Linked DNA regions of Mus musculus: regions 1 and 3 are each linked to region 2. A link is a loop called in an ENCODE intact Hi-C map of the cell type or tissue named here. Cell type or tissue: left cerebral cortex. All regions are shown on one strand. Links, peaks and the distances in the headings refer to the core of each region. The heading gives the core; the rest is flanking DNA. Region 1 has its middle 210 kb from the start of Mir3961. Region 2 has its middle 190 kb from the start of Mir3961. Region 3 has its middle 270 kb from the start of Gm24295.

What was found. Peaks named below come from ENCODE experiments on the same cell type or tissue, not always from the same donor. Only the 100,000 strongest peaks of a DNase experiment are listed, where the experiment ranks them.
Region 1: a loop joins it to region 2, with 4 times the contacts of the local background. A loop is called at or near these places in 3 of 42 quality-filtered maps.
Region 3: it touches region 2 in a loop (14-fold over the local background); 2 of 42 quality-filtered maps call a loop at or near these places.

What each region holds. Positions count from the first base shown.
Region 1 is chr13:82,899,326-82,910,253 of GRCm38, forward strand. No RefSeq gene overlaps it. Among named protein-coding and RNA genes, the nearest start is that of Mir3961, 210 kb to the left of the region's middle. In left cerebral cortex, for the core only: no CTCF peak of the experiment used is centred there; DNase peaks (open chromatin) are centred at 4,523, 5,066, 7,759 and 8,534; H3K27ac peaks cover 3,529 bases.
Region 2 is chr13:82,504,140-82,515,067 of GRCm38, forward strand. No RefSeq gene overlaps it. Among named protein-coding and RNA genes, the nearest start is that of Mir3961, 190 kb to the right of the region's middle. In left cerebral cortex, for the core only: no CTCF peak of the experiment used is centred there; a DNase peak (open chromatin) is centred at 4,237; H3K27ac peaks cover 680 bases.
Region 3 is chr13:82,311,423-82,322,350 of GRCm38, forward strand. No RefSeq gene overlaps it. Among named protein-coding and RNA genes, the nearest start is that of Gm24295, 270 kb to the left of the region's middle. In left cerebral cortex, for the core only: no CTCF peak of the experiment used is centred there; DNase peaks (open chromatin) are centred at 4,915, 5,574, 5,939 and 7,167; H3K27ac peaks cover 3,319 bases.

The sequences.
Region 1 (10,928 bases), core at 1,635-9,634, 400 kb after region 2:
GAATATGGATAACATATTGGTTATATTTAATTTATAATGGTATTATTCAAATTTATGAATATTTTATCTGTGAAAATAATTACATCCATGAAAACTGTGCATATTAAAAAACTATGTACTGATTAATGATTTTTTAAAAAATAAATAAGATTAAATTTTAAAGAGGTGACAGTTAATCAAAGCTGCTTCTTATTAGTAATTTACATATTATACATAACACAAACGTGAGGGGTTGTCTCTATTGACAGATAGAAAATAACATTGTGACTGTGAAAAAATAAATTTCTTAATCCTTTCATTGGTAATTCTACCAACCTAAGAAAATTTAAGTGCCAGAAAAGTGAAGAAGTAATGTTGAGTCTTTGTAAAAAGAAAGAGTTAGTGTTCTGAAGGTATTCAAAAGATACAGTGTCAGAAAAACATGCTTTTTTTTTTCTTTTAGAAAAGAGAAGCTTGACTCTGTGAAGACTTGGGTAGGTGGCCATGCTTGGGAGGTTCCCATGAAAGCCTTGGTCCATCGCTGTAGCTACAGATGGGTTACAGACTATTTCTATGTGTGTTTCCTTTCCGGTGACAGCTTCCTGTAAGGCCTCCGGTACTCTGCAGGAGTTCATGCCCACAATACCCACAGCGATTGTTCCTTGATTTGAATTAAGTTTCATGGAGTGTGCTCCCCAGGCCTTTTTTTTGAAGAGTGTACTCTCAGCCCTTGGTACTTAGCTCAAATTCTCCACATTATCAAAAAGTAATTTGTTAATAAAAAGAAAAAAATTAAAAGATATAAACAGATGTTCTCCTTTTAGAAACTTAAATTGCCAGGTATACTCTCTTTTTCTAATTGCCATATGCAGGCCAAGAAAGAGAGACAGAAAGAAAGTGGATGGTTGGCTAAGCAGGAATGTAAAGATTCATAGAGGTTCTTTGATTTCATCTGTTCACAGACTTTTCTAAACACTATTACCTCAGTATTAAGTACCTGGGCATCACACTGGACATAAATTTTTAAAAGTACTTCTCATTTCCTTCGTATTTTTTCAAAAGAGCATATTCAAAGTTCAAGATTATACATCAAATTACAAAGGGCTGTACATTGGTTACACATTATTGAATTGTGACAGCTCTGAGAGGAGTCTGCACATCTGTGGATACTTATGTATGACTTCTAAGTGTTAAAATTATAAATTATGGAATGAAACAAAAAATATGCTTGAATTTTCATTGAAGGTCATTGGGATAAGAATCATGTTCCTAAAGCAATGTCTTTTGTCTAAAACATAGCAATTTTTTACTTATATGTTATTTTCTACAATGAGTTCATTTAAGGTGAAGAGCTGATGTAAATTATCTTTGCCATACCCTTGAAAAATCAGACAAATCAGAAAGAGAAAGATTTAAATGGTCTTTAAATATCTCTTCTAAATGGCTTTGTGTAAACATCTCCAGACCAGATGATATAAGTCATTAAACCTTTATCTTAGTACATAGAAAAAAGGATTTTAAATTCCAGCGTCACCTGAAACTTTCAAAAATAACCGTCAATATTCTTTTAAATAACAGCATAATTTATTAATAAAGGTTATTCAAATAAGTTACTAAAGTTAATATGCCACCATTTTATCAATAATATTTTAGCTGTCAAATTAGTGATCAATATTTAAGAATTGATGATTATCATAGTGGTGACCTGTTTGGGCACTAAATATCTATGTAGGAAAAAATAATACAGTTCAAAAAAAGAAACCATTGTGTTAAATGGAGGCACTAGGATTTGGGAAGAGTTTTGTTTAAATATCTTGGAAATTAATTAGGTGACATGGGATGTTTTAGAAAAAAATACTCAATATAAAGTATGCAGAGACTGGAAAGATGATGAATACCTTTATGATAAGGCATAAGAACCTGAGATTTAAATAAGTGTGAAAAGGAAGAACAAAATACCCTTTCTTATAAGGTATAAAATCATGTGCAGAGTAGATATTTGAAATGTTATGAAGTGGAATCCAAGGGGCTCTCTGGGGCTAAAAAAAAAAATGTAGGAATGGATATTAAAACTCAGCCTTTGAAAACTGTTCGAAAAGTTATCTTTCTTATAAATACACACACAAACACACACACAAACACACATACACACACACATACATGCCTCATGCATTAATTTTAACTTCAGCAGTCACAGAGTCAAGCTATGTAACTGGAGGTCTTTGAAATCTCAGGGCAATGCAACATTTAACCTATATGAAACAATACTACAAGAAGAAGCATTGTACACTTCAAGAATTTAACTCAGTTCAGCCAGGAAAGTTGATAAACTATATTTAATCAACTATGCCTTAACTACATATTCAAATATTTTATATGGCTGCAAAACATTTGTAAAATGGAGATTTTGCTTTTATTTAAGCAAATGGTGTATGGATAGACAACTGAATAAAAAAATTTCTTTGGTTTGAGAAATCCTGCTTTTTTTTTAAAACCTTAGTGGACTAAGCAAAATAGCATATTTATACCCTCTAACTGAAGCGCATGTTATGGCTGTGCATGTTAAGTATATATCAGGAGCCATAGCATCAATACCAAATGCTTTATGCATGGCCAATATTAAGCTTTTTTTTTTTTTTTGAGTAAAATTCTCTGAGCTGAACCAAGCAAGATTTCCCTGCACCACTTCTTTTCAAACAACACAAAATATGGCTCCATCAAAATATTTTTTCTGAGGAAAAACAATTATCTAAATACGGTATAATTGTAAAATTCATTGTGCTTAGACTTGAGATTTGTTAAACTCAAAAGGAGAGGGCCACTTGGCACTTGTACATTACTGGAAATTCCCCAAACACAGACAACAAAAGCTCAGTCAGTTTAATCAAATTATCAGCTTTTCCTCAGTCTGTGTTTAGTCTGTGTTTGTCTAATGTCCGGGTGCATATTTTCTACTTAAGAAAATCAATAAATCTGCTGCTTTTTAAAAAGGCACATTTCAAATGCAGTATACAGCGTTCTGCACTATCTGATCCAGCAATCTGTCTGTCTCTGCCCCACAGAAGGAAAGAACAAGAAATATGCCTGATGGTTTTGTGCGATGGTTTGGAAGCTTGTGTTTAGAGGGGAAAATGAAGCATTGAAATGTGTGCCATTCACCACACACAGAAGAGTATAGTATGAGATGCTTCTGTCTATTGAACAGCTATAGTGTCATGGGAAATATTGTGATCTCTTAACAAGAACGTAGGTTTTGTTAATAGAATACTTATCCTTGTAATATTCTTCCATTTACATAATTGATAGTTTTCTGTCTATCATGTGGTCTTACAGCATGTTCCATTTATTATTTGATTTTGTTCCATAGATGTTTGACCTGTCTTTCCAATAGATAATATTAACATTTCAAACAGGAAAATTTCCATTTTGAGATAATGACATTCTTTTCATTTCTAGGTTCCCTTTAAGTTTTCAAGTTCTGGACCTACAACAATAGTTTGAACACAAACAACTTGCTTGTATGACTAATGCTATGGTAAATAAGCTAATAATGTTTGCCATACACAGATTGCTAGCTAATGTAAATCGAAGTACAATATTGTCTTGGATCCCTGAAAAAAAAATGTTGCCAGGAAGGAATCACTCATCTAATGGTCTGTATTAGGATAAGTTACATGTTCTCGTTTACAAAGCTAGACTAATTTGAACATAAGAAAGCAGATAAAGAAGAGAGACACTTTGGTATCAAGACAAATTTCCCTTATTACTTGAAACATATATACATACCAAAAGTAGGTGCTATTCTTCGTGTTATTCTTCTTATCTGTCTATAAATGATAGCCTGCTGGGCATTGGTTACTATATGCACAAATATAATAACCAAAGTCCTGACTTAAGAATATATTCACTAGAAATCCTTAGAAAAGTACTTATAAAGTCACAGGTCTCCAATTTCAAAGTCAAAATCTGTCCAAGTGTTGCAGCTCACCAGATTTGGTCACCAGAGAGTTATCCCCCTGTCTCTCTCCTCATTTTAGTAATGAGAAAATAGGGAGAAAAGCAAACACATGCAACCTGTGGACATGTCAGGTAGTAATCAAATAATGTTTAAAAATTTCTGTAACTGGCATACTTTTATGGGGAACAAAATGAGTATTTTCTGGGAAGAAAGGGAACTGTCACAGCAGGATCTTGGGATTTTTTGGTGTTGTCAAAGTTAGGTTCCCTCATCTCCCTCAACATTATCACCTGGGCAAATGCTGGACTTGTTTATTATAAAAATACAGAAGTTATCATTACTGAGTAACTTTTTGCCAGTTTCTAATGATTTGGAAGAGATACATTCCTTTTGAGAGTTCAGCTCTCCTAGGTCTGGTTTGCTCCTTAGCCTGACTGTTTATGTAAAGAATTTCTAGTCAGAGTGCAAAAAGGTGTTCCTTCTACAGAGAATCCATTCAGTAGAACAGGCTAATAGGCTGACCAGTCATTAACTAAAACACAGCTGGGAAGAGGCTATAATCCCCCAATTTCCTTCACAAATGCAGTAAATAAATATTCAAATGAAGCAGTGTGTAATTTGCATATGTGTTAAACAAAAGCCCAGCTGAAGATTTGGTTGTAAATCTCTCTTCATGTTTCTCCCTCTTCTACCTACAGAGGCTCTACCTGGAATGTCTCTGCTATACAAGGTCCCAGACTCTTCAGAAGTAAAAATCCTTTTGGTCTTCAAAAATTATCTTAGAAAATTCCTCTTGCAGGACCCCCACCCCCACCCCCTTAGCTTTGTCATCAAGTCCTTCTTTTATTATCTTGAATATGTTTCATATTTTTTCAGATACTTTAAACTGCATTATTTGTATGTGTAATATGCATTAGAAGCACTGTGTTTGCATGGTTCATGGGTAGAACTCTAATTTTCAGACCATAGAGCAAGAAGTACTTAACTAAAACTTGCAGGCTTCAACATTGGTACAAGTTATTTGTTAACCCCATGGCTTTCAGGAAGGATTCACATCAGTGCAGACTCTGAAAGTCTTCATTCTGTCCTCAGAGGCTTCTATCAAATGCTGTAATGTAGGATGCCCTTTGTTTAATTATTCCTTAGACTGAGCCTCAATATCATTACAAATTCCCCACTCTGCGTCTTCTTTCCCTCTCCTGCTCTTGTTCAGTGATTGTAATTTCTAGACTTAGATTCTAGGGCACACCTGACCTTAGGCTCTGCTGGGTTGCTTATCCTGAAGCAGTGTGAGGCCCTCCCAAGGTGAAGAAATATAATTAGAAGAGAAAGAAATCATTCAGTGAGGAGCCCATGGTAGGACACAAGGGGTTACTTTCTAGGGGAAAAATAGATTGTGAAAAAAATTAACTAATTCTGGATAGTAAAAGAAAAAAGACAGCTCTGCAGTTAAAGAAAGCAGCATGTTAAAAATTAGCAAGGTAAATTGGCTTTCACTTGTTTTCAACACAGCTGTGGTTGTTAGTAGATCCTTCTTCTTTTCCAGTTGGGACAGAAAAATAAGAGAATAGCCAAGACCCAGAGAATTCCTAGGAGAAGTTGATTTTATTTTATTCCTCCTCCTATCCTTTTTCTCCTTCTTCTACTTCTATTTGTTCTGTGTCTAAGAAGTGGACTATGTAATTGTGAGCTTATTATGTGTAAATGCCTTTTATTATATTTAGAAAATATTGCAGCCCCTCAAAAAAAGTGGTACATAGATTTAAGCTATGATTCTTATAAAGTATAAGTTGGTTATAAAGACACTAAATCAGAACTTTGGCTTTTAAATACATTTTTACATATATAATAACAATTATTTTGTCAAAATGTGTTTAAAAGCATGAAATAGGACTTTGTAAATATTGTCTTAGTATTTAAATAGTCATATATTTTAATACTATAATGTCTGAGAACATGTGTAGCTTAAATAATAAAAGTAACCGGGGCTGAAAATAAAAATCATTACAAAGTATATCTATAGTAAGAAAGCCACTATCATAAAAATTAAAAAGGTTTGAATTTGAATAAAACTATGTCAACATCCTTTGCTGCTTTCCTTTTTACAAATTCAGTTATTCCTCGAAGAAAAGGTTAGATATGAGAAAGCTAATTCCAACATATGTTCTCACTAATCAAGGTGTATGACATAACATTTATCAGGAACATTATCTTGAAAGGAGGCTTTGGAGAAATCAAAATGAATATTTGCTATAACAAAATAATTTTATGGAATCTTTGGATTCATTTTTTTTCCTTCTCCATTCCTTATTGTACTACTAAAATCAAGACTGTATGTGCATGTCAAATACATTGGATCATGCTACCAAGTAACTTTACTCTGTCACACATAGATGTGGCAACATAAAGGACCCAGGGATACCCACTAACTTCAGATGTCATTCTCTACCCCTCCCCCAGCTTTCTATTTTAGTTGAAATTTCTGTGAAAAAAAAATGGCTACTTCTCATTGGTTCTATGATCATAAGAATTTCAGAGGCCACTGCTAGACAATTCTAGTGATGTTCAATCACATGTATCCCTCAGCCACTTGGATGTACTTTGATGAAAAAGGAATGCTGGGGATGCTATGTTTAAAAGCAGGATAATACTCTCTCTTGTTGATGAAACAGAATAAATATTTTTCTAACAAGTGAAAGGAGTGAGCTGTTTTTTTCTTTTTTTAAGTTCTATTATTGGAGATTTAAACAGAAATGTTCTTTATAATTACGTTTTGAAACCTTGTTCTTTATTGACAGTATTTCAAACACAATCAAAACTGTGCTGTTGTGTGATAGTGTAACACGTTTCTGTCCAGGATCGCTATGTCACAGGCTTCTCAGCTCATTCTCATAATAATAAAAGGTAAAGTGACAAAAACTAGTGAGGACAGGAGGAGTGTCTGTCACACAGGGAGCTTTTCACCAGCCATTCTTGCTGAGCAAACTCTGGTCCAGTCTGAGGTCATGGTTGTTCCAGAATCTGAGTGGTTAAGGATATTTCGGGATGCTTTCATTAGAAGGTACAAAGTACAGTTTAGAATCGGGCTTGGGGCGCCACTATGTGATTATGGCAAGACGTGCTGACCACTGGGATATTGCTGAGCCAAGTGGGCAGGGAGTTAGTCTGACCTCCTTGGAGCCAAGTCCGCAGGAAGCCACCACCCAGCACACCTCCTTAGGACAAGATGAAGCATTTAGTGTTCAAAATGTTCATATGAGCAACAGATGTTTTTGTAAGACAAAAGTATTGAGCATTTCAAGTTCTCTGTTTATGAACCTTCTGACCATTCTATTTTTAAAGGACCTGGTATCCAAAAAAGTCCCTTGATTTACTTTAGAAATCCAACATCCTTTCTGCTGTTTCATTGGAAGACAAGGATCCTCGTAGAAGATCTCTAACCACAACACAGTTTAACAGGCTGTATGGTTGTTTCCAGGACCTTGTTAAGAGAACCACTATAAAACTCAGGTATTTTGTTAGACTTAATACTTTGAGCTAAAAACCTTAATTTACATTTGAGGGTAAGAAATCATTTCTTTTTGCATTTCATGTTTAATGCTTCCTTCACTACTTATAAATCCCAAACTTGATGGTTATTTTTTCCTCTGTCTTCGTTCAGCCTGTTTATATAAAGCAGAAAAATCAAAAAAGTTAAAATGAGAGAGAATTTGGAGGTGTTATTTGATAACCATGACAACTCAGGAAGCAGAAAGAAGAAATTTGAAGTCTATTATTTGTTTTAGAAGTAGGAGAGAAGCTGGCAGTGGATACACTAGTATGCTTTTACCTGGCACACTCGGAAGCCTGGAGGAATGGAGTGAAGCTGGAAAATGGGAAGATGTTCATACAAAATGCATAATAGGATATCAATTCATGCCATTTTATCCTACTGAAATATCTCCTCGAGCCTTCCAATTTGAAAACATACTGTTATGCACTGATATTCTCAAACTAACACATTACTATCTTTTTCTTCCTCTCCCATAACTAAGATACATAAACCATCCCTCAATAAGGTCTTTACTGAGATATATTTTATATCTTCCTAAAAATTATAGAAAAGGGTAAAGAAAGGTGATAAGCTAGACAAAATAATTTTGAGAAACTGTATTTAAACATTGAGTTAAGGTGTCATGGGTTTCAGTATGGTTCATTCAGTATGATTCAGATAAGTCAAGCTCTAGACCTTGTACAATTCAAAATTCACAGTCCAAGCTTGGGAGGCACGAGAAGCAAATATATATCACACTTTACCCAGGTTGCTCTGTCAAAACAGGAGGGGCTGTGCTGTTCAAAACTCCTTAAACAGAGATAATATCAAGAACAATGAAATTTGAGCTTCTATATAAAGAAGTAATTATATTAAATCCAGTCCTACTGCTCTGAAGTCTATCCTCACCCGTGAATGTATGCCTGCGTGTGTGTGTGTGTGTTTGTGATTTTCTTTGCCACATATTTGTCTCCTTTTTATGCCCTCTCTCATTGTTTCTTTTTCTTTCCTTTCCTCTTTATAATATATTTTAAGGTCTTCTCCAGCAATTCCAGGCCATCTGTCTTCACCATTCTAAATAAGCAGCCATGGACACATGGCTGCCTCCTCCAGACTGACAAAGGCTCTGGAGTACAGCTAAGAGAGATGACCCAACAGCAGTGGTGAAGAGCCCTAAAAATATTTAAAGGAAAAAATAGCAAGACTTACTTTTTTCTTCGCTCGACACCTCTTTTTTTCTTGAGTTTATTTCATGGTTTATCATTAGTATATGCCCTTACAGAATGCATTTGCATAATTGCCTGCCAGATAGATCTAAGCTTATTTTAAAGGTAACGGAATCTTATAGCATAAAAAGAAATTACAAACTTTAATTTCCTTTTATGTCAAGATTGCATACAGTCCCATGCAATACAACTGTAAAACATTAAAAAAGCAGGAAGGTGATAATATGTAGCAAACATTACTGAAATTTCTACTTCTGTACCAGATACAGGGAGTTCAGAAATGTATTTTTAGCAATTTAATAAGAATTTCATCCAATGAATAGACATGCTTTTTTAAATAACTCACATAAATTCTAAGACAGTAAGGACACCGTTTTTCTTTTTAAGTCAACAAATTAAAATTTTATATAAAAGACATTGGACGTGTTCCTTTTCCAGTTTTCTGCTCATTGATTTTTTTGTTTGCATAGCAAATTGAGTCATTTTATTCCCAGTGAATACTATCCTCTTATATAAATTTGTTGGTTTATTAAATCATTTTATCTAATGAGAGATATTTTAATTGGATGTAAATTATCACTATTTTTTTTACAGCAGATGCTGTGTGAATTACATGAACTTATATGAATTTCTGAGCTACTCATAAGTATTCAGAAAACTGCTGAAACCTGTTAGCAGAATAGAAGATAAGATACTTCTATTCTTTTTATGGGATGAATGCTGCATATGTAAAAATTGTTAGGCATTTTCTTCCCTGAGACGTTATTTATAAGCAAATGTCTCTTCATTGTCAAGTCTTATTATACAAGCTTACACCTGTATAGGTCACTGAAATATAGGCACTTCAGATACAGGAATACTGGACACCACCTGACATATCCCACCTCTTAAAGAAAGATTTTTAAATCATCCATAGGCCACCCGACAGCACTTTGAGTGATCTTTTTTATTTTTGTTGTTAATTTGGTTTGGTTCGGTTTTGCTTTTTAAATAAAACTGCTTCTTCAAAATGTTGATCCTATCTTAATTAGTTCTAATAAATTAATTTTTTACAACATATAAAAAGAAAAGAGTGATATAAAAATTTGTCCTCGAATTATATACAAACCACACTGTGTAGTTGCTACAACAAAATGGCAGCCAGGCTTTAAAAATATTAAAATCCTAACCACTTGAAATACATACTAGGATTTTGGGACTGACAAACATTTTTGAAAATGCATATATGCTACTAAAAGCAGACTTCCCAGGGCTCTGTGTTCTGTGGCTTATGTGCTGCGTGGTGAGAAGGACGTGTTGGGGAAGGAACTGCACATAGAATGTCATTAAGACACGTGTTCATCCGTGTGTGTCTTGCATTGTTCAGTGTTTTTTATAGAATGTTTCCCCTTTCTAAAAAAGCATGTAGTGGGTGTTCAGTGGGTTCTTTTGCTTTTCATTCTGTCAATTAGAACTTTGCAACTAATCCTAAAAGGGAAACAAAGTACAGTAGAGTTCCCAGCTTAAAGTTTAGAAAATGAGAGTCCTCATATTCAGAGTAAGATTTATACACATGAATGGAAAATCATCAAAATATTTTATTTAAATTAATAAGAAAAGGCAAAGCACTCCCTGAGACTGATAAAACCATAAGGAGAGATATGCCCAGGACATGAATTGATATGAACGCAGAACTTCATATGCAGTCATTTTCTTTATGGCTAATGCTTCAGTATGGGTGGCAGAGAGAATAGATCGTGGCTCCAAATTTGATTTTTCCAATCGTGGTTAATCAGGCCCTCTTTACCTACAAGAGATAAATCCCCATGGAAGAGAAGTAGATGAGGAGAGAGAGAGAAAACGCACATGGCCGGTTCCAAAGCTGCATGCCTCTCCAAACCCCAGACTGCTTCATATACGTTTCTCTCAGTGATGATTTCTTTCTCAGTAATTCTTTTTAGTTGACCATATAAAATTCCTGATAATTTTAAAGGAATAAAGAATCTAATCCAGATATGGGTTTTTCAGTATTGTACGCTAATCCCTTAGGAGGAAAGTAACTAAGCAATCACTTTTAAATAACTCACTGGGAAGCAGCGCAATAATGGAGTGACAGATAGGCTGATGCTAAATACACACAAACAGTAAACCTTCTTCCATGTCTTTCTTGGTGGCATCACTCACTTTCATGAGCCTCAGTTTCCTTCTTTGTAATTTAAGGAAAGTAATTGTTAGATTGCCTAATGGTTATTAA
Region 2 (10,928 bases), core at 869-8,868:
GAGAAGGATAGGGATAAGTTTTCATCCCTCAAATTCTGTATGTGCCTAAATCACATGGGCTGGCAGAAAGTCTCTACTTAACTAGAGGGGAATTGCTTACATAGGTCTCATCTGTGAGCGAAAGAAGGCTAGGATTGATTCAGTGATTAATAATTTTAGGAAGACTTCAATGCACTGAGATCCATGATCAACAAATGTCCTTCCCAACTACCTCAGACAATCACAATTAGGTGCGATAAAGGTTAATGTTAACCTTCACAGAGGAAGCCTTCCTGGTCATCTGGTTGAAAGAGCATCTTGGGTGTTCCTATCAATTTGTCTCTGCAAAGCCAAACGAAATTCATGAAGGAGGCACACAATTGTTTATGTGGAATAAAGCAGCTAGCTTCCTGTGGGAGACACACTCTTCTGAGTAGTGGTATGGTACAGCACACTACTTAGTACCAGAGAATGACACAAGGAAAGTTCAGGAAAACTCATATCCCTAGGAAAATGCCTCCATTCCTTTCTGGGAAGCTTGAAGAAAGACTCCCAGAAGCCAGAGTCAGTAAATAGTTAAAAACTTTCTGTGAAATTTGCCCAACACTGTCTTGAAGATCTAAAATGTGTTCCTCAGAGTATCCAGAATTTAAAAAGTTATCTTCTTACATATCATGGATTGTGCTATGTTATGTCATTATATTTTGCAGAAATTAAGAGCAAAAATGAAATGAACTTAAAAGATGAACTAATTGTTTTATAAAATGAGGTTTTCTCAATGGAACTACAGCTAGGAAGGAGTTAATGCACTGTATGGATGTCTAACATATTCCTAGAGAGAGAGAGAGAGAGAGAGAGAGAGAGAGAGAGAGAGAGAGAGAGAGAGAGATGTACTCAAAAGAAGCTAGTAATGATGCCATTAACCTTTCCTAGCCTTACTGTGCAAGGTACTTCACTGTTGGTTCAAGTGATTCCTTTCTCTCTCATTGCAACTCACTAGAACTTTTACTAAGTGTCATTAATCAAAGGTAAAACATTCTCAGAGCAGGAAAGTTGTCACGGAAACAGGCTGCTGTGTGTGGAAAAAATAAAGGGTTTGATAATTATATATTAACTCAACAGTAACATTCTACTCAAAGCATCCAGTTTGTAGGTCCTCTTTGATTTTAGGGCTCTAATTTTGGGGGAGACCTATTAATCTTTTTTCCATTTCTTTGCCTTTCTTATTCAGTAATTGAAATGCTCAGATGTTATTGATTAATGTAGTTTTCTTAAACTACAAGTTGGTTCAGCAGCCAAAGCTATATTCTCTATGCTGTTTTTTCTTCTGAAATCCTCATGGATATTCTGAAATGAGGAGATGGGCGAAAGATGTCAAGATTTCCTGTCAAAACAGGTAGAGCTGGGGCACCAAGGGATAGCAAACAAGAGCAATGAAATAAACTTGTAATTGTATTGATCATAAGAACTATCATATTATAAATATGTCACATCTGGGTTGGAATGAGCCCTACAAGTTTTAATAATACAATCCTATAAGCTTTTAATTAGGGTGACTGAAGGAAGAAAGTCTCCAGCTGTAGCATATTGAAACTTTGGCTAGCTGCAGCAGGAAACAAGTGAAACTCCATTGTTTTAATAGGCTTCCATCACAGAGGAAAACAAACAAGCAAACAAACAAACAAGAGTCCTGGTAGTTAGGAGAAAGAGAAAATAAGTCAAAAGTGGGTATTTAGGAAAGCAGATCCTATAGGGTTTTATCATAGCCCAAAACTGCCAATATCATTTATTTTGTGGAATAAACATCTCTGCTTTGTAATCTAATTGGGAGATGCAAGTGCAATGTGAGTTCTGTTTAGTTCGCAACTCCGGTTGTTTCTTCCCTCACACTGTTTGTGTTAATTGCCCCTTGTGACTGGGCTGCATGTCTCTTATCCTCATAGTGTGCAAATGAATTTGTGCTGTGCTTCTCTCAAACACACCTGCAAGAAATTTTAATAGCTTTTGAAACTGAAGATGTCTCCCTAACTCCCTATTGCATAAGTCATGACTACCTGAGGTATCATCACAAAAGATAATTTAATAATAGCTGTGATGATGTAGGCACCTGAAATCCCATCTGCTAGTATACAGTGCAGGAATATATATATTTCTCTTCTCTTCTCTTCTCTTCTCTTCTCTTCTCTTCTCTTCTCTTCTCTTCTCTTCTCTTCTCTTCTCTTCTCTTCTCTCTCTCTCTCTCTCTCTCTCTCTCTCTCACTTTTATAGACACAGCTAAGGTTTTTCTACTGGCATATGGATACTGCATGGTGTGGCTTGGACATTCAAAAAATTGGCAATAGTTATAACTTTGAATTCATGCTGAATTATAAGTTGATAAATGCTTTGACAAATTATAACCTGTTTCATACTAACTCCTGAATTTTTGTTTTAACACTCAAATTTAGGTTAGAATAAAATTATACAAATATAGAAAGGAAAAATAATTTGCATCAGTAGCTTAGTCTAGCTGGAGCTATGGCTCCAAAATAAAGCAAAACTAAATGCTACTTTTATCAAAATCTATACCAGAATTTAAAGATGTTCAAAGATTTCAAAGTACTTATTGTAAAGTAGATGACAGTTTTCAGGGAGATTAGTACTTTGAAAGAAGGACAACTTATATTTGTAGAATTATCAGTAACTTTGTTGAATGAATAAATGAATAATTGCATGGGTAGATAACAAATGGACCAAATTAATGTACACAGCCATTTATGAACCTATGACTGTCATTCATACCAAGTTTTACTACATATACATATATATTCATGTATATAGTTTTATTTAATCTGTGCTATAAATACATTTTAAGTAGACATTTGAGAAAAATAGGCATCCTCTAAAATCCATGCTCTTGGTTTTGGTTCTCATTGTATTTTTCTGCTTCTTAGTCTCCATTCATCACTTTTTGAAACTTAAACGTAGAAAAGTGAAGGAGGAGCAATATTCACGCTACACCTGTGAACTCCCAGTTTTCTACCTGTTCTAAGGTTCTTTCTCATTATCTTCCTCAGAGGTAGCAGGTTTCCATCAGGCTTTCATGATGTTGAAAGATCACTACAAAGTTCTACCGTGTTACAGCTTGGAGGGTGGTGTATGTGCAAAGAAGTTGGGTAGAAAACATAGTGAAGTCTTTCCAAGCAAGAGCATAGATGAGAGCCAGAGCGTGGTCGAGCTGTTGCTTGGCTTCTGTGCTGAAGGCTTTGAGGCTCTGATCATTAGGCTCTTGTGAATTTAGTATATATTAAACAATTAATTTTTAGAAAAGAAAACATCTGGTTTTTAGCTTGGATGATTTTGATGCCATGACATTTCTATCTTACTGCTAGTGGATGTTCTCTGTATTTTCTTCTGACTATGAAATTGTACCTAAATATTTGATCTAGTTACATGAGCCATAATAAACCTTGTATTATCAAAGTGTTTTTTGTTTTAACAATAAATTGCCACAATAAGTCTGAAAACATTGAAAGCTCTCCAGCACTTCTTAAAATATATATAAAAAAATACCTCAAGTAAAAGAATCCAGAGATTTGGGTATTTTGGGAATTAAAAAAAATGTTTTTATCATTTGGAAGTAAAAACAGACAAATTCACTTCTTTTTGTTTCTAACCTGACACTGTTTTCTACTAAAACTAGAATTTAAAAACAAAATTACAAAAATAGAACAATGTGCATTCTGTCTTTCTCATATATATCATAACCACATCTCATCTTTTTCATTTTAATAGTAAGTTAATCTTTATTGTGGAACAGCTTCTGCATGGTGAATGTAAAAATGAAAAAAAATATACATGATTTGGAGAATAAAAACTACAACGTATCAGCAGCAACTAACAGAAACTGACACTGATCCTGGTGAAAACCTCACTGGCATTTTATTCCTTAAATTACGAGAAAGTGTGGTAGTGGGTGACAAGGCTTAGGTTTCCTTTCCACCATTGATACATAAATGTCTGTGCTTTTGTACTGACTGCTTTACTTTTCAACATAGAGTCTCTATGTAACCTTAGCTGTCCTAAAACCCCAGTGTGTTGATTAGACATGGATTTTTTGGGTGAAGATTTAGTTAAATGAGCACTAGTATAACTACTCAAATGAGTATTCATAACCACTACTTGTTTTATTATAGAGCAGCAACAAAATGGCAGAGACGACAGCTGCCACATCATATACACACACACTCCTTCCTACACAAACTATGCTTTGTACATCAGATGCAGCATAAATACCATGGCATGTGGCAGTTGCTATGGCAATGAGCTTTTTTTTTAATGAAGAGCAGATGGAATCGGCATATAAAACTTGCATAAGTTGTTAGTAATCTGTGAGTTACTGCAGACTAGTTGCTGAAAGAAACTTTAAAATTCTAGCTTTTCTAATTCTTCATATAATGAGTTCAACTCTCTTTTTTCTCTTTGCCTAGTTCAGTTCATCTTGGTATCCAAATGCTAGTAGAGAATTGTTAATTATTTTTCCTGTGCCAAAGAACTTATGTAGACTTGTAAATTGTATAGTTGTATTTTCCAGTCTTTATTTTTTCAAATAAATTTCTATTTTGGAGTTTTTAAAATCTGTCTTACACTAAATAAATATGTACTTTCAATAGACATATGTTAAATTTATTTTAGTTAAAATTCACATTATATATTATACAGTACACAATGATGTATATTATATTTCTAATTCACAATGTATATAATAATACTGAGAAAATTATAAAGTTCCACATAGTATAAAACTGCATAGCAAACAGGATGAGTATGTTGGGTTAGCTTTGGTGTTAGCTGTCTAATTGTCCAATCTTGGTAGGCTTTGCTTTGTATCAAAGCTATCTTTATGTTGTAACTGCATAAGAAAAGGGAGATTTCACTGAAACTCAAAGAATAATTTGTGATTATAATTCCCCAGGCAATTATTTCAATATGAAAACTGATTTTCTGTATCTTTTTTGAACACAAAATTGCAAAGATGTTTTAAACAAAAATTCAGCAGCTACTTTGTTTACTGAGAATAACGCTTTACACAATGGTACCTGTTTGGGCTAGTCCAACAACTACATTCCCGGACAAGAGAATCATGAAGAAACAAATAAATTTAAACAGATTTCTCAAATGGGCAATAGAGCCTCAGGGTTATCAGAGTGGAGCAGCTGTTTAGGATCTAGGCAGGACGTAACACATTGGCAGTGGGTCTCCTCGATGTCTCTTTAACGTTTGACACTATTGTTCAATGCAAATCTTAGTTTCCCTCTCTCTGCATCTGTGGTTCTGCTCTTAATCTTCCCCTGCAAATTTTCTACCACAGATTAGAAAAGGTCTGTGGAAACTGAGTGACATGCATAGAAAATAATAATTAAGCCAATTTTTATTTATACCATGAGCTTACTTTTGAAAATGTACCCCCAACTGAGCCAGGCTTGCAGCTCAACTTTGTACTTTTCATTTATGCAAGGACAAAAGTAAAGAGAAAGTGTCATGGTTTGCAGTTCTCTGATAGTCTCTGCATGTGAGAACATTGCACCGCTGGTGACCATGTTTAGTCTTGTGATACCCTGTGCCTCTACTTGGACCAGTAATGAGTGTCACCGTGTGATATTGCAAAAATGTTTCAGTCAGCCGTTGATGTGTGTTTCATGAATGATGTCCACCTCTCCTTTTGCCTATGTGCTCTCAGGCATCTCTCATGGTGATTGCTCATGTGTAAAACTCTAGGAGGGCTGGAATTCAGAAGATTCATTATAGCCTCTTTGCTCTGTCTCCGTACTGATGGTGCACTACAGGAACTGGGTTCACAAGCTTCAATATTCATTCACTCAGCTTATGCTTTGAACACTAACTTATCACAACATATTATGTGTCAATCTGGACGTGGAAAGTATGATATGGCCAGCCTTAGGTGCTTTTCTTTTCCAGGGATTGTCAGAAAATAGGCATGGATATACTTTTATTTTAAGTGATTATATATATTATATATACTTATTTCATATCATATTATGTTCATATAATAAATGTTTCTATATATTTATTACTATAAAATTAGAGAATGTGTTGGTGTGATAGGAGACTTGTGACAATAATTTGTCAAGTAGTCTAAGGCAGTGGGAACAGATCATCAAGAGAAGTGATATAGGTTATTAAAATTAACCTAAAATTAAAATGCCATCCTTTTCTATTTTGGGCCTTGATTCTTTTATATTTTCTCTGTTTTGCAGCATTTCCTAATTAGTTACTGTGCAAAAATACAAAATTCTTGAAAACTTGCTATTGTTGTGTTACACCAATTTCATCATCAGTTTGGAACTGATTAACAACTTCATGAATTTAAACACGTGCCACAATCACAACATATTTAAAGTTTATTATTTAACTTTATATTTAGACAGCTGTAGCTACCATGAAATAAATGACAAAGGAGGAAAGGATAGCTTTAAACACTTATTTATTTAAAGGTAGTATTTTGAGTGCAAAATTTACCTATTTTTCCCTTAGCTATAAAATCAGAAGTATTTAATTAAAAAAACAGCATATCTTATGTGTGTATTGTAATAGCTGAGTAATTAAGAGATCACCTTTTTGAGCCTTAAGAAAACTATGAAGAGGTACTGTTTCTTCCTTATCAAGAATGCACACAAATACAGCAATCATGACATATACCTTAAATTAACCCTTTACCCCATGGGAAGTGATAGAGAATGAAGCATGGGTTGACTTCCAGAGAGTTACTGTATTGTTATATTTCTAATTCATTATAGGAATAATGTGGACTCCAGCTTTGTTTAGCTAGTGTACTGCTTATAATTGCAAAGTAGCTGTTAAACAATTGTTCCAAAGGCTCAGCTTTGTACGATATTAATGACTATTCAACCTTTTGCAAGACAATATGGAAGGACGTGAGAGATTTATAATTAAGACAATCTTCTGAATGAGTTGTTTGCTCAGAAAACAAAGAGTCTGCCTTTACCTTGGCACTGGTAATTGACAATTAATTGACAGCCTGGTTGACAGTGCATTTGGCTAGGCCGCAGCACTTACTAGAAATGGGATTTAAATCCATGATATTATCCCAGGCCTTGTAATATTATTAACCATAACTCACTAGCATAATTCAACACATGATTGAACACACAATTCACTTCACATTATTAGAGAGTGTTAATCAGTGCAATGGAGAGGCTTGTATTGTTTCATGTTATGATTATTCTCTCTATGTTTGCATAAATGGTGCTAGATGAACAAACATGGAAATCGAACTCACATTTGAAAAAAGAGATTTAATGGTTAAATCCAAGAATAGCTCTGGGGATGTTTGCTCAAGACAATTCTTAACAAATGAACGTAGACTAATAATCATGAATAAAAGTGGCCTAATGTGCTTTCATTTACATGCAGATATGATAGATCCTAAAACACTTCTTCAAGTTGTGATTTTTTTTTCAGGTTGAGAAGTTGTGTATTTTCTAATATTTGTCTTTTTTTATTGGACATTTTATTTACATTTCAAATGTTATCCCCTTTACCGGTCTGCCCACCTGGGAAACCCCCATCATAATCCCCCTCTCCCTGTGTCTATGAGGGTGCTCTGCCCCTCCCCCACCTACCCACTCTATTTGGTGACCTAGTCACCACTGGAGCTAACCCTTAAAAAAATTAAAAGGTAGGTTGGTTATATATAATATTATATATATATATATTTCCTTTTTGTTGTTATTATTTTATTTATTTACATTTCAAATGTTATCACTCTCTCCGGTTTCCCCTTCAACCCAATCCCTGATCTCACACCCCTGCTTCTATGAGGGTTCTCACCCACTCACCTACCCACTCCTGTCTCACCACCCCAGCATTCTTCCACTCAGGGGCATTAAGGCTTCACAGGACCAAGGGCCTCTCCTCCCTGGGAGCTAGGGGTAGGGGGAGGAATCTGGCTGGTTGATATTATTATTCTACCCGTAGGGTTGCAAAGCCTTTCAGCTCCTTCAGTCCTTCCCCTAACTCCTCCATTGGGGTCCCTGTGCTCAGTCAGAAGGTTGGCTGCAAGCATCTGCACCTGTATCTATATTTGTAAGGCCCTGGCAGAGCCTCTCAGGAGACATCCATATCAGGCTCCTCTCAGCAAGCACTTCCACAAAGATAATTGTTCAAATATGTTCATAGTAGATTTTTTTTTGGTGTGTGATAGGTAGAAAATTGAAAGCACAAAGATGTCCCTTAACAAAAGAATGGGTGGAGAAAATGTGCTATGTTTACACGATATATTAACCAGCAATTGCTTAAAGACGATGACATCATGAAATTGGCAGGCAAATTGATAGAAGCAAAAAAGATCATTCTGAGTCAGGTAATCCAGACCCAAATAGACAAACATAGTATGTCCTCACTTATAAGTGGATATTAGATGAAAAGAACAATCATGTAATTATCCACAAACCCAAAGATGCTAGATTACAAGGAGATCTCAAGATGGGCTGTGTAAATCTCACTGACAAAGGGAAATAGAATAGACCTTATGGGTGGACTAGGGTTGGTGGGACTGGTCAGAGGTGGGGATAGAGATGGAACACAAAGAATTGGGTGGAGAGGTGACACTGGAAGAGAGTGCTGGGTAATATGATGTCCTGTAAACATAGCACTTAATTTGAGCTAAAGAAATATATGTGAAACAGATGTTCATCACCTTATCCATAGGGTCCTTTCTCCCTGTAGGATATTCCTTTCTATAGTCACTTATATAAAGGACTTTGGAGCCTGGAAAATGAAAGAGCTATAAGGCATTTGAGGTAAGACTCTCTAAATGACTGGCACCAATGTTAATTTGCTGGCTGACATGACATACGTAGCAAATAAATTTATATTGTCAAATGGGCAGTGGTGTTGCATGCCTTTAATCCCAGCACTTGGGAGGCAGAGGCAGGCAGATTTCTGAGTTCAAGGCCAGCCTGATCTACAAAGTGAGTTCTAGGACAGCCAGGGCTACACAGAGAAACCCTGTCTCAAAAACAAACAAACAAACAAACAAACAAACAAACATACAAAAAAACCGCAACCCAAAACAAACACGTGTGTGTGTGTGTGTGTGTGTGTGTGTGTGTATAGTCTTAAGTCATTGAGAGTTATACATTTCCCTCAGCAGTGAGCATTTATCTTAGCACCGAAAGTTGTTTAGTGCTATTGCTATAAATTGTAATTAATGAGGATGGAGTTAAGAATAAGCTTGTAAGCTTTAAGACAACAAACACGTGAATATTGGCTTTCTATTATTTATGTTGTTATTGAAGATCAGCCTTAGTCCATGGTGATCTGATAGGATGCATGGGACAATTACAACATTTTTGTATCTGTTGAGGCCAGTTTTGTGACCAATTATATGGTCAATTTTGGAGAAGGTCCCGTGAGGTGCTGAGAAGAAGGCATATCCTTTTGTTTTAGGATACAATGTTCTGTAGATATCTGTTAAGTCCATTTGTTTTATAGCTTCTGTTAGTTTCACTGTGTCCCTGTTTAGTTTCTGTTTCCACGATCTGTCCATTGATGAAAGTGGTGTATTGAAGTCTCTCACTATTATTGTGTGAGGTGCAATGTGTGCTTTGAGCTTTACTAAAGTATCTTTAATGAATGTGGCCGCCCTTGCATTTGGAGCATAGATATTCAGAATTGAGAGTTCCTCTTGGAGGATTTTACCTTTGATGAGTATGTAATGTCTTTTTTGTCTTTTTTGAATACTTTGGGTTGGAAGTCGATTTTAATCGATATTAGAATGGCTACTCCAGCTTGTTTCTTCAGACCATTTGTTTGGAAAATTATTTCCCAGCCTTTCACTCTGAGGTAGTTTCTGCCTTTTTCCCTGAGATGGGTTTCCTGTAAGCAGCAGAATGTTGGGTCCTGTTTGTTTAGCCAGTCTGTTAGTCTATGTCTTTTTATTGGGGAATTGAGACCATTGACATTAAGAGATATTAAGGAATAGTAATTGTTGTTTCCTTTTATTTTGTTGTTAGAGTTGGCATTCTATTCTTGTGGCTGTCTTCTTTTTGGTTTGTTGAGGGATTACTTTCTTGCTTTTTCTAGGGTGAATCACAGACTCTTTTTTGGTAATCTTACTCTTTATTGCTTAAGGTGGGATTTCATTAGTCCATTCTAACTCACTGAATTTAAAATTATTTCCATAATACAAAAGTTTATTGCCAAAGTGACCATGTGAATAGATCAATTTAGTTTGACTTTATTTCATTTTCCAAACACAGCTGTGCTCCTTGCTCCTCCAATAACGAAGAAGGTGAGAATCTTACTTGAATGTTTCTTCTTTCTTATTTTGTTCCTCCACCAAGTCTTTATACATACCCATCCCTAAGACTTAGTTTTCCTCTGATGACTGAATATTACATTTTTTTTTCAAAAGTAGTAATGCCAGGCAGTGGTGGCGCACAGCCTTAATCCCAGCACTTGGGAGGCAGAGGTAGGCAGATTTCTGAGTTCAGGGCCAGCCTGGTCTACAGAGTGAGTTCCAGTACAGCCAGGGCTACACAGAGAAACCCTGTCTAGAAAAACGAAAAGAAAAAAAAGTAGTAATATCTACTCAGAAAAAAATTTTTAAGAACAATATGTAACCATAGAGTGCTCACAATAAGCAACTGGCCTTGTTAACAGCATTGCTAAGTTTGAAATAAGACAACTAGGAGCTAAAGACTATGAGAGGCAATCATGACCACAGACAAAGAAGTGATTGAAACTATTTTAACATTTACATGTTCTGATTTCAATTCTAAAACTTTTATATCAATACATTATATTTTATGAGATCAGATCTATTTGCCTGAGATATATAGTAATTCTTGGTTTACAGGTTTAAACAGGATCATAACTTCAGCTTTAAGAAAAAAATTTCATTTGAAAACTTTGAAATAAAAGAG
Region 3 (10,928 bases), core at 1,618-9,617, 190 kb before region 2:
GTTGTTGAACACCCCACAGTCACCTGTTCTCTGCAATTTGATCTCATGTCTGTGTCGGAGAAGAATTGTTATCCAGAACATGGCTGCTCTAATCCCATCCAAAGATCTAGGTGTGTGTGATCTGGTTGGAACGTAGACATACCTTTAGTACACATCTTTAATCCCTCTGGCTGGAATCCTTTAGGATATACCTTTAATCCCGAACAATGATGTCAATTTGAGGAACTAACAGAGTAAGGAGTCAGAGGAAGATTTTACAGAATGAGTCAGAGATAGGATGTGGGACAACTCTCAGGAGAACAGCGGCGCAGGGAGATTGTTCTCAATCAGTTCTCTTTATTCAGTTAAGTTCAGTGAAGAGGACTTGAGTCAGTCAGTTGGGAATCAGTGCAGTGACTATAGACAGTAGGTTTGAGTTCATCACGTTCAGTGCAGGTCAGCAGAGGCAGTTGAAGCCAGAGAATAAGGGGCCAGAAGATCAGAACAAATTGCTAGAGTTAGTTTGAGGCCAGGCATAGTTCAGTGAGAAGCCGACAGAAGCCAGACTGGATCAGTCAGCATGGAGAAGTGTTTGAGGCAGAACAGCTGTGTTGAATCAGCCAGCCAGAGTTCAGGAAGAACTAGAAAGGGTGAAGTTATTCAGCACTAAGCCTCCAAGACAACAATAACTTCAGGCAAATCAATTTACTTTTTACGTGGTGTTTTGTAATGGTCATAATCTGCTGCAAAAATGAACTTCTATGAAGAGGGGTAAAGTCTATGAGTATAAAGGTAAGTTATTTAAAATATTGTTAGAAATCATATTTGTTTAGGAAAGTTTTTTTAATTCATTCATTCATTCATTCATTCATTCAGGTGATGACCTAAAATGAGTGTGTATTACCTGGGAATACTGTGACAAAATATCATTGAGTGTAACAATAAGTATACCTTTCTAAACATCCCGTATACTATTTAAGACCTGTGTGTTGGTAGATGTGTTTCTTGGTCAGAGCTATCTTCCTGTGTTGAAGAAAGTTACCTTATTTCTTTTAAACATATATTGTAAAATGACAAAAATGTGGCACTCTGGTCTTCTTCCTCTTATAAGAACACTAAACTAATTATGTGAGCTTCAGTCTCATGAACTTATCTCAGGTTAATTATCTTTTAAAAGTATATCATCTCTAAATACCATCACATTGGGGATGGATTTTTCAATATCTAATTTTGGAAAGGCAATCATTCTGTGAGTAACAAAGGACATTTTCAGAATTCTGTTGGCCAAAAAAACTAGCCATTTCCTTTTTTAAAAAAATTATATATTTTCTTTATTTACATTTCAAATGTTACCCCTTTCCTGGTTTCCCCTCCTAAAACCCCCTATCCCTTCCTTCATTCCCCTGCTCACCAACCTACTCACTCCTACTTCCTGGCCCTGGTATTCCTGTACACTGGGGCTTAGAGCCTTCACAGGACCAAGGGCCAACTAGGCCATCCTCTGCTACATATGCAGATGGAGCCATGAGTCCCTCCTTGTGTATTCTTTGGTTGGTGGTTTAGTCCCTGGGAGTTCTGGGGGTACTTGTTAGTTCATATTGTTGTTCCTCCTAGGGGACTGCAAAGCCTTTCAGCTCCTTGGGTACTTTCTCTAGCTCCTTCATTGGAGTTCCCACACTAGAGTCTGAGTTTGGTGGTTGTATATGGGATGGATCCCCAGGTGGGGCAGTCTCTGAATGGTCATTCCTTCAGTCTCTGCTCCACATTTTGTCTCTGTAACTCCTTCCATGGGTATTTTGTTCCCCCTCCTAAGAAGAATCGAAGTATCCACACTTTGGTCTTCCTTCTTCTTGAGTTTCATGTGGTTTGTGAATTGTATCTTGGGTATTCTGAGCTTCTGGGCTAATATCCACTCATTCGGGAGTGCATATCATGTATGATCTTCTGTGATTGGGTTATCTCACTTCAGATGATATCCTCCAAATCCATCCATTTGCCTAAGAATTTCATAAATTCATTGTTTTTACTATCTGAGTAGTACTCCATTGATTAAATGTACCACATTTTCTGTATCCATTCCTCTCTTGAGATACATCTGGGTTCTTTTCTGTTTCTGGCTATTATAAATAAGGCTGCTATGAATATAGTGGATTAAGTGTCCTTATTACGTATTGGAGCATCATCTGGTTATATGCTCAGGAGTGGTGTAGCTGGGTTCTCAGGTAGTACTATGTCCAATTTTCTGAGGAACCTCAAAACTCATTTCCAGAGTGGTTGTACCAGCTTTCAATCTGACCAGCAATGGAGGAGTGTTCTTCTTTCTCTACATCCTCACTAGCATTTGCTGTCACCTGAGTTTTTGATCTTAGCCATTCTGACTGGTGTGAGGTGGAATCTCAGGGTTGTTTTGATTTGCATTTCCCTCATGACTAAGGATGTTGAACATTTTTTTCAGGTGCTTCTCAGCCATTCATTATTCCTCAGTTGAGAATTCTTTGTTTAGCTTTGTACCCCATTTTTAATAGGATTATTTGGTTTCTGAATTCTAAATTCCTGAGTTCTTTATATTTATTGGATAATAGCTCTCTATCAGATTTAGGATCGGTAAAAATCTTTTCCCAATTTGTTGGTTGCCTTTTTTGTCTTATTGACAGTATCCTTTGTCTTACAGAAGATTTGCAAGTTTATGAGATCTCATTCTTCACAGAGTTAGAAAGAGCAATTTGTAAATTCATCTGGAATAAATAAAAAATTAGTATAGTGAAAACTATTCTCTACAATAAAAGAACCTCAGTGGAATCACTGTACCAGATCTCAACCTGTACTACACAGCAATTGTGATAAAAAAAAAAAAACAAAAAACAAACTGCATGGTATTTGTACAATGACAGGCAGATAGATCAATAGAATAGAAGTGAAGACCAAGAAATAAACCCACACACATATGGTCACTTGACCTTTGACAAAGGAGCTAAAACCATCCAGTGGAAAAAAGAGAGTATTTTCAGCATATGGTGCTGGCACAACTGTCTGACTGTTCGCATGTAGAATAATACAAATCGATCCATTCTTATCTCTCTGTACAGAACTCAAGTCAAAGTGGATCAAGGAACTCCAAATAAAAACAGATACACTGAACCTTATAGAGGAGAAAGTGGGGAAGAGCTTCGAACATATGGGCACAGGGGAAAAATTCCTTAACAGAACATCAATGGCTTGTGCTGTAAGATCAAGAATCCACAAATGGGATCTAGCCATTTCCTAAGAAACAAGTTTCTTGTTAGATTTGAATAAGCATGTTAACTTTCTTCTCACGGCCTGAGAGTGCCTGATATAAAGAGGTTAAGAGAGGAGGAAGGATCTACTAGGGCTTATGGTGTTAGGTTCATGTTTGAGTGGTCCTATGACTTTGAGAAAATTATCATGGCAACTATAGCATGTGATGGAGAACTTCTTTAGTTTTCCTCAGACAGGAAGCAGAGAGAAAGAAGAAGAGCAAGCATCTAGAATAAGAGAGAGCTCCTGATGTCATGCCTCCAGGGGCCTGACTCCTTCAATATATATCACCTCCTAACTTTCCTACAACCTTCCATATAAAAGCACTCTCTGGAGTCCAAGCATGTGACAAAAGAGCCTGTGAGGGGCTGTTCCTAGCAGGCCACTCCTCAGTGCTTATGCTATTTTTCTTGTTCTGTTTTACTATTTGTTAAGTGATATGAATGCTCACAGAATACAAAGGTACAGGTTTTCTTTATAACTCTATCTTTCTAGCCTTCAATTGTTTGTTTTCTTTCCATTTGTTCTTCATCTCCAACTTATTAATATAAATTTTAATCTTTATGAAAAAATAAACACCATTCTGATCAGTACAACACCACTGAAGGAGAATTAAGGGCATAGATTTACTGTTCAACTGTTTATTGAAAATCTTTTCATCTATTTAACAGTTTAATAGCTGAATTAAAACATATACATTGTCTTTAAAACCATGAATCCAATTCATCTTATTGTCCAGAAGGTAAAACAGCTTTCTGATTCTCATATAGCAGAAATGTCATTAAATTCTCTTACTTTCAGGAATTTATATTTTACCCAGACATTATTGCAATATTTTGTTGTCCTCCAATCTTCTTTCCCTTTCCAATTTAGATTTCCTCTCACACTAGAAATCATAGAATTAAATGTAAGTTTCAGGTACACTTGCTTGAATAGGTCAGACTGGAACATATTAGTGATGAAATTAGCATTTGTGTATACTTTCTAATTAAAATGGAAATATTCCAGTGAAATAAAACACGCATAAATATTCTTTTCTGTTTTCTGCTTTGGTTGAGACTAAATCTTTCTATCTGATGAGTTAGAAGTGGATCTAAAATAGCTTTACATTCTCTGAAGCAGCATTTTAAATATAAAAGTACAATGCAGATGATTAAATTCATTTGGCTATATTTTCCACGGTTTTAAAATATGAGATACACAACAGATACACACACTTCTATTTTAGTACATATATTCATGCGTTTGTGTGTCTGTACTGAAATAGATGTGTGTGTGTTTAAGATGGACCATGTATCAACCTAAGCCAAGCCATATAAAATACAGTAGAAATAAGAGGTGAAGGAATTGAACATTCATATAACTAAATTTAATTTGGGTGGGATAATTACTGGTACATAGGATTCAACTGTTTTGACTGAGATAGGTTTTCTATCTTCCTTTATACCTTATACCTAAATTTAGTACTTTGAGATTGTAAAATAATTCTGAAATGATGGGGCAGGGGTTAGGTACTTTGAAGCAAGGATTTACAAAATAAAACATTACATTTCAGATTTAATTGCTCATAAAATTTCAATACAGCAATTGTTCAATGCCTGGCAGACTTGGTGACTCTTGTGCAGTACTCATGCAGGCATATAACTCTGCCCTGGGAGAGGATGGGAACAGAATGTATTCAAGCAATTGTTTTCTTTCATTTTTGTTGGCCTTGTGTTCTTGCATGCCTCTCTTATTTATCATACTATGCATGTTTTGGCCTTCTTTATGCAGTTCATGCTGTCCTTTGTCTAAATATCCTTCCTGAAGAAATGCTGAAATGTTTATATCCCTGCATTCTTCTGGAGCGCAGGACCTCAGAGATGCTCTTCACCTATACTCTAAGCATCACACTATCTTTATTTTCATAGCCCTTTGCTTTTTAATAGCATTGACATTTAAAAAAACACATTGTCTTGTTTGTTTGTTTTTACATGTTTTCCAGTAGTCTAAAATTCATGACAATGAAGACCTGTTTTGTGTCTCTGTTTATTCCTAGGGCAGAGATATGCCGGTACTAAGTGTACAAATGACTTTTAAGGAGTGACTGATTTTCTTTAACCCTCCCAGGACACCTGTCACGTGTGGAGACATAGGCCTTTGATGTCCAGGATCTCAGCTGAGATAGCTAATTCTTTTTTTCCTGAAACTTCTTTTTCTCCAAAGAAGTTGAATTTGAAGAATTCTGTAACTTTGGATTCAGTTTTTACTATCAAATTAAAGCTAAAAATGCTGCCAGGAAGGAGGGAAAGCCAGATTGGAGGGGGAGGAGGCGAGAGGTAGAAGAAGGGAAAGCCGAGAGTTGGGGGAGGAGATGGCGGAAAGATCCAGGAAACCTGAGGAGAAGCAACAAAAACCAATTAAAGTTAATGAACTACAGCTAAGCTTTTTATTTTAGATTTTTTTCCCCCTCACAGTGTACCAGCCTCAACTTGGAATTATTTTTCTTGGAGAGAAACTGAACTAGATTATTTCCTAACTACCCCCATGATCAAAAAAACTATCACTTTAGTCAACAGAGGCCTGAGGGTCTGTTTTGTGCATCCTCCTAGGGGATCTGTCATTTGGCCTTTAGCCTTGGTCCTCCCACCCACTGAAATCTGGCAAGCTTCCAGGATGTCACAAATTCTGTTCTCCTATATCTTCACATAAGCTGAGAGTCAGCCCTACTGAATAGTTATCTGGAGGCAGGAGGCGGAGGTCCAATTGTAGTATCTAATATTAGAAATAGAGACGCCTCCAATGGTTTTTGGCAGACTGAGCCTAGAAAGAGAGACTCTGGCTCTCCCACTCAAATGTCTTAAATAGTTTATATATCTGCTTGATTAACTTGGCTAGAGACATGGTTACAGTTAATATATTAGGTATAAAAGTTTAAAGAAAGATTCTTATCTCAATTATACCCATTTTCTAGAATAACGTACCCTGTCAAACCAGCTCTGATAAATGTTAATGATAATAAAACATTATTGTATAGTTACTTCATTTCTGTTGCCTGCAGAATATCCCCAACCTCGAATGGGAACAAGATGTACTTTGTGAGCATGTTCTTTTCATTCAGCACTTTGGCCAAGTTATCACATTCAAATATTTAATTCTGTCCTAAAATTCAGAGAATCATATAAAATGCTATGAGCTAATCCAAAGGTTATTGAAAATGTGAGATTCTGACACTCAGGTTTCCCATTTGAAATGTACCTTCAAATATTCTGTGTACCTAACGATCCCTTCCTAGGCTTCCTGTCATCTCAGCCTCAACATCCCAGAGCTCTGTTTTCATGGCAGTGCTTCACACATCCTCATTTTGTTCCACCCATCCTTTTTTTTTCTTTTTGAATTAGTAACTGGAATATAGTAATTCTTTTCCTCTCAGTGAAATCTAAGATTGTGACAGTAAGAGTATCCTTGCTGAAGAGGTTGGAAAATGTTAACTTGTTGCTCCATCTCCCAAGTTTCTTCTTCACTTCCTTGGGAGCTGCTGTTGGATGGATACAGACTGTTGCTCATTGTTTGTTGAGGCTGCTTTTTTTTCATTGTTCAGAAACCTTATGATTAGAAAGATCATGATAAACAGATACTGTAACCTTGATTTTGACTTGTTTGGTGATTCTTTCATTCACTCATTCTTCAGCCATTCAAGCAAACACTCAACCATCACTTGTTGAATTTCCACTGTGCATAGTGTTTACACCCACTGAAGACTTGGGAGCATGACAAAATTAGTTGAAATTAACTCTGGTACATTAATAGGTAGATAAAGACAATGCTGCATTTTTCAGACTTCTCTTGAGATGATCTAACTTTAAACTCCTTTTTTCCCCCAATTCTCACTTTCCTCTAGAAAAGCCTTTTATGTTCATCGTCCTCTTAAAATGTACATCCAAATATGAGTGGGCCTTTTCACATTTAAAGAATAGTAAATGTGTTTCCTCCCACATTTAACACATGTCTTTTCTTAATATAAAAACCTTAAAATAAAAGTGGACTTTTTCCCTCGTGTATTTCAGTGTTGCCCTTCTTTAGCATAAGCTTCTCGAACCATTTGAGGTCAAGATGTAAAACAATCAGGTCAAAATTTCCAACATGTGTTTATATAAATGCATACACAAGCATTAGTGTTTAGATTGCTTTGCATATTTTTCCCAGTATAATACAGTATAGTTTTTCTCTTCAAAAGTTTATTCCTACTCATATACAGACTGCTTAAAATAATGTAAACAAGGTAATGGTGTCATATATGAATAGAGAGCATGTATGTATAAATCAGAAACAATGAATAGAAATTGCAACACACACAAGTCCTTGTCTCGATTATAATAAAAGTGTAAATTGAAACTTTGATAATAAAACACTTCAGCTTACCAAACCACTAGTTATTTCCTTTGTTAATTTTAAATGAATACTAATCATAAAGATACCAAGTATATGAACTCAGCCCTTATTCTTTTTTTTTTTTTTTTTTTTTTTTTTTTTGCTATAATTGATTTTGTCCTACAGGTGCTATTGAGAAAACATGGAGGATGAGTTGGGCATCAGTACTTCTTAGAACATGGTTACTGGTGATGTAACAAGAATAGTATGAATTATAAATGGGTATCGCTGTTTAGTAGTGTTTGCTACAGTAAAATTAGGAAGTAGTTAAACATTTCACAATAGAAGAGGGGTCAAATGATTGATGCATGAAGTTCTGGAAAGGTTGAGTGTACTCTACCATTTACAGTTACCTAACAACATGAAAGAAATTGGAGGAAAGTGAAACAAGGCATAAAATTATATATCAACTGTATTTTTAGTTTAAGGGCCTTGTTTGCTCAGTGCTTCAACAAGTGCCAGATACTAGTGGCCACGCTATGCCTACATGCTAATCAATGTGTAATGTGTATGCATGTTATCACCTACAAATACTCATGCGCACAGTAGGCAAACACAGGCTGTCAGTTCATCAGAAAGTTCCCACTAATATGTTGATCAGTGTAAATTTTACTTTGATATCATAAGAAACTTCTCATTTTATAAGTTATACAAACTTTACAGAACCAACAACCTTGCTCTCTCCACATGCATGCACATGTACACACACACACTCTCTCTCTCTCTCACGAGAGAGAGAAATTAAAAATACTAAACTGATGATTTTAAAATTAATTTCAACTTAAAGAAACACTTTTCACTCATCCTTGTGTGGGTTAATTCTTTTTTCTTTTTTTTTATTACGTATTTTCTTCAATTACATTTCCAATGCTATCCCAAAAGTCTCCCACCACCCTCCCCCCCCAATCCCCTACCCACCCATTCCCATTTTTTGGCCCTGGAGTTCCCCTGTACTGGGGCATATAAAGTTTGACTGACCAATGGGCAATGGGACTCTCTTTCCAGTGATGGCCGACTAGAGCATCTTTTGATACATATACAGCTAGAGTCAAGAGCTCTGGGGTACTGGTTAGTTCATAATGTTGTTCCACTGATAGGGTTGCAGATCTCTTTAGCTCCTTGGGTACTTTCTCTAGCTCCTCCATTGGGGGCCCTGTGATCCATCCAATAGTTGACTGTGAGCATCCACTTCTGTTTTTTGCTAGGCCCCGGCCTAGTCTCACAAGGGACAGCTATATCACCGTCCTTGCAACAAAGGCTTGCTAGTGTATGCAATGGTGTCATCGTTTGGAGGCTAATTATGGGATGGATCCCTGGATATGGCAGTCTCTAGATGGACCATCCTTTTGTCTCAGCTCCAAACTTTGTCTCTGTAACTCCTTCCGTGGGTGATTGTTTCCAATTCTAAGAAGGGGCAAAGTGTCCACACTTTGGTCTTTGTTCTTCTTCAGTTTCATGTGTTTTGCAAATTGTATCTTATATCTTGGGTATCCTAAGTTTCTGGGCTAATATCCACTTATCAGTGAGTACATTTCATTTGAGTTCTTTTGTGATTGGGTTACCTCACTCAGGATGATGCCCTCCAGGTCCAACCATTTGCCTAGGAATTTCATAAATTCATTCTTTTTAATAGCTGAGTAGTACTCTATTGTGTAAATGTACCACATTTTTTGTATCCATTCCTCTGTTGAGGGGCATCTGGGTTCTTTCCAGCTTCTGGCTATTATAAATAAGGCTGCTATGAACATAGTGGAGCATGTGTCCTTCTTACCGGTTGGGACATCTTCTGGATATATGCCCAGGAGAGGTATTGCGGGATCCTCCGGTAGTACTATGTCCAATTTTCTGAGGAACTGCCAGACTGATTTCCAGAGTGGTTGTACAAGCTTGCAATCCCACCAACAATGGAGGAGTGTTCTTCTTTCTCCACATCCTCGCCAGCATCTGCTGTCACCTGAATTTTTGATCTTAGCCATTCTGACTGGTGTGAGATGGAATCTCAGGGTTGTTTTGATTTGCATTTCTCTGATGATTGAGGATGTTGAACATTTTTTCAGGTGTTTCTCAGCCTTTCGAGATTCCTCAGGTGAGAATTCTTTGTTCAGCTCTGAGCCCCATCTTTTAAGGGGATTATTTGATTTTCTGGAGTCCACCCTCTTGAGTTCTTTATATATATTGGATATTAGTCCCCTATCTGATTTAAGATAGGTAAAGATCCTTTCCCAATCTGTTGGTGGTCTTTTTGTCTTATTGACGGTGTCTTTTGCCTTGCAGAAAGAAGCTTTGCAGTTTCATGAGGTCCCATGTGTCAATCCTCGATCTTACAGCACAAGCCATTGCTGTTCTATTCAGGAATTTTTTCCCTGTGCCCATATCTTCGAGACTTTTCCCCACTTTCTCCTCTATAAGTTTCAGTGTCTCTGTTTTTATGTGAAGTTCCTTGATCCACTTAGATTTGACCTTAGTACAAGGAGAGAGGAATGAGTCTATTCGAATTCTTCTACATGATAACAACAAGTTGTGCCAGCACCATTTGTTGAAAATGCTGTCTTTCTTCCACTGGATGGTTTTAGCTCCCTTGTCGAAGATCAAGTGACCATAGGTGTGTGGGTTCATTTCTGGGTCTTCAATTCTATTCCATTGGTCTACTTGTCTGTCACTATACCAGGACCATGCAGTTTTTATCACAATTGCTCTGTAGTAAAGCTTTAGGTCAGGCATGGTAATTCCACCAGAGGTACTTTTATCCTTGAGAAGAGCTTTTGCTATCCTAGGTTTTTTGTTATTCCAGATGAATTTGCAGATTGCTCTTTCTAATTCGTTGAAGAATTGATTTGGAATTTTGATGGGGATTGCATTGAATCTGTAGATTGCTTTTGGCAAGATAGCCATTTTTACAATGTTGATCCTGCCGATCCATGAGCATGGGAGATCTTTCCATCTTCTGAGATCTTCTTTAATTTCTTTCTTCAGGGACTTGAAGGTTTTATCATACAGATCTTTCACTTCCTTAGTTAGAGTCACGCCAAGATATTTTATATTATTTGTGACTATTGAGAAGGGTGTTGTTTCCCTAATTTCTTTCTCAGCCTGTTTATTCTTTGTGTAGAGAAAGGCCATTGACTTGTTTAAGTTAATTTTATATCCAGCTACTTCACCGAAGCTGTTTATCAGGCTTAGGAGTTCTCTGGTGGAATTTTTAGGGTCACTTATATATCCTATCATATCATCTGCAAAAAGTGATATTTTGACTTCTTCCTTTC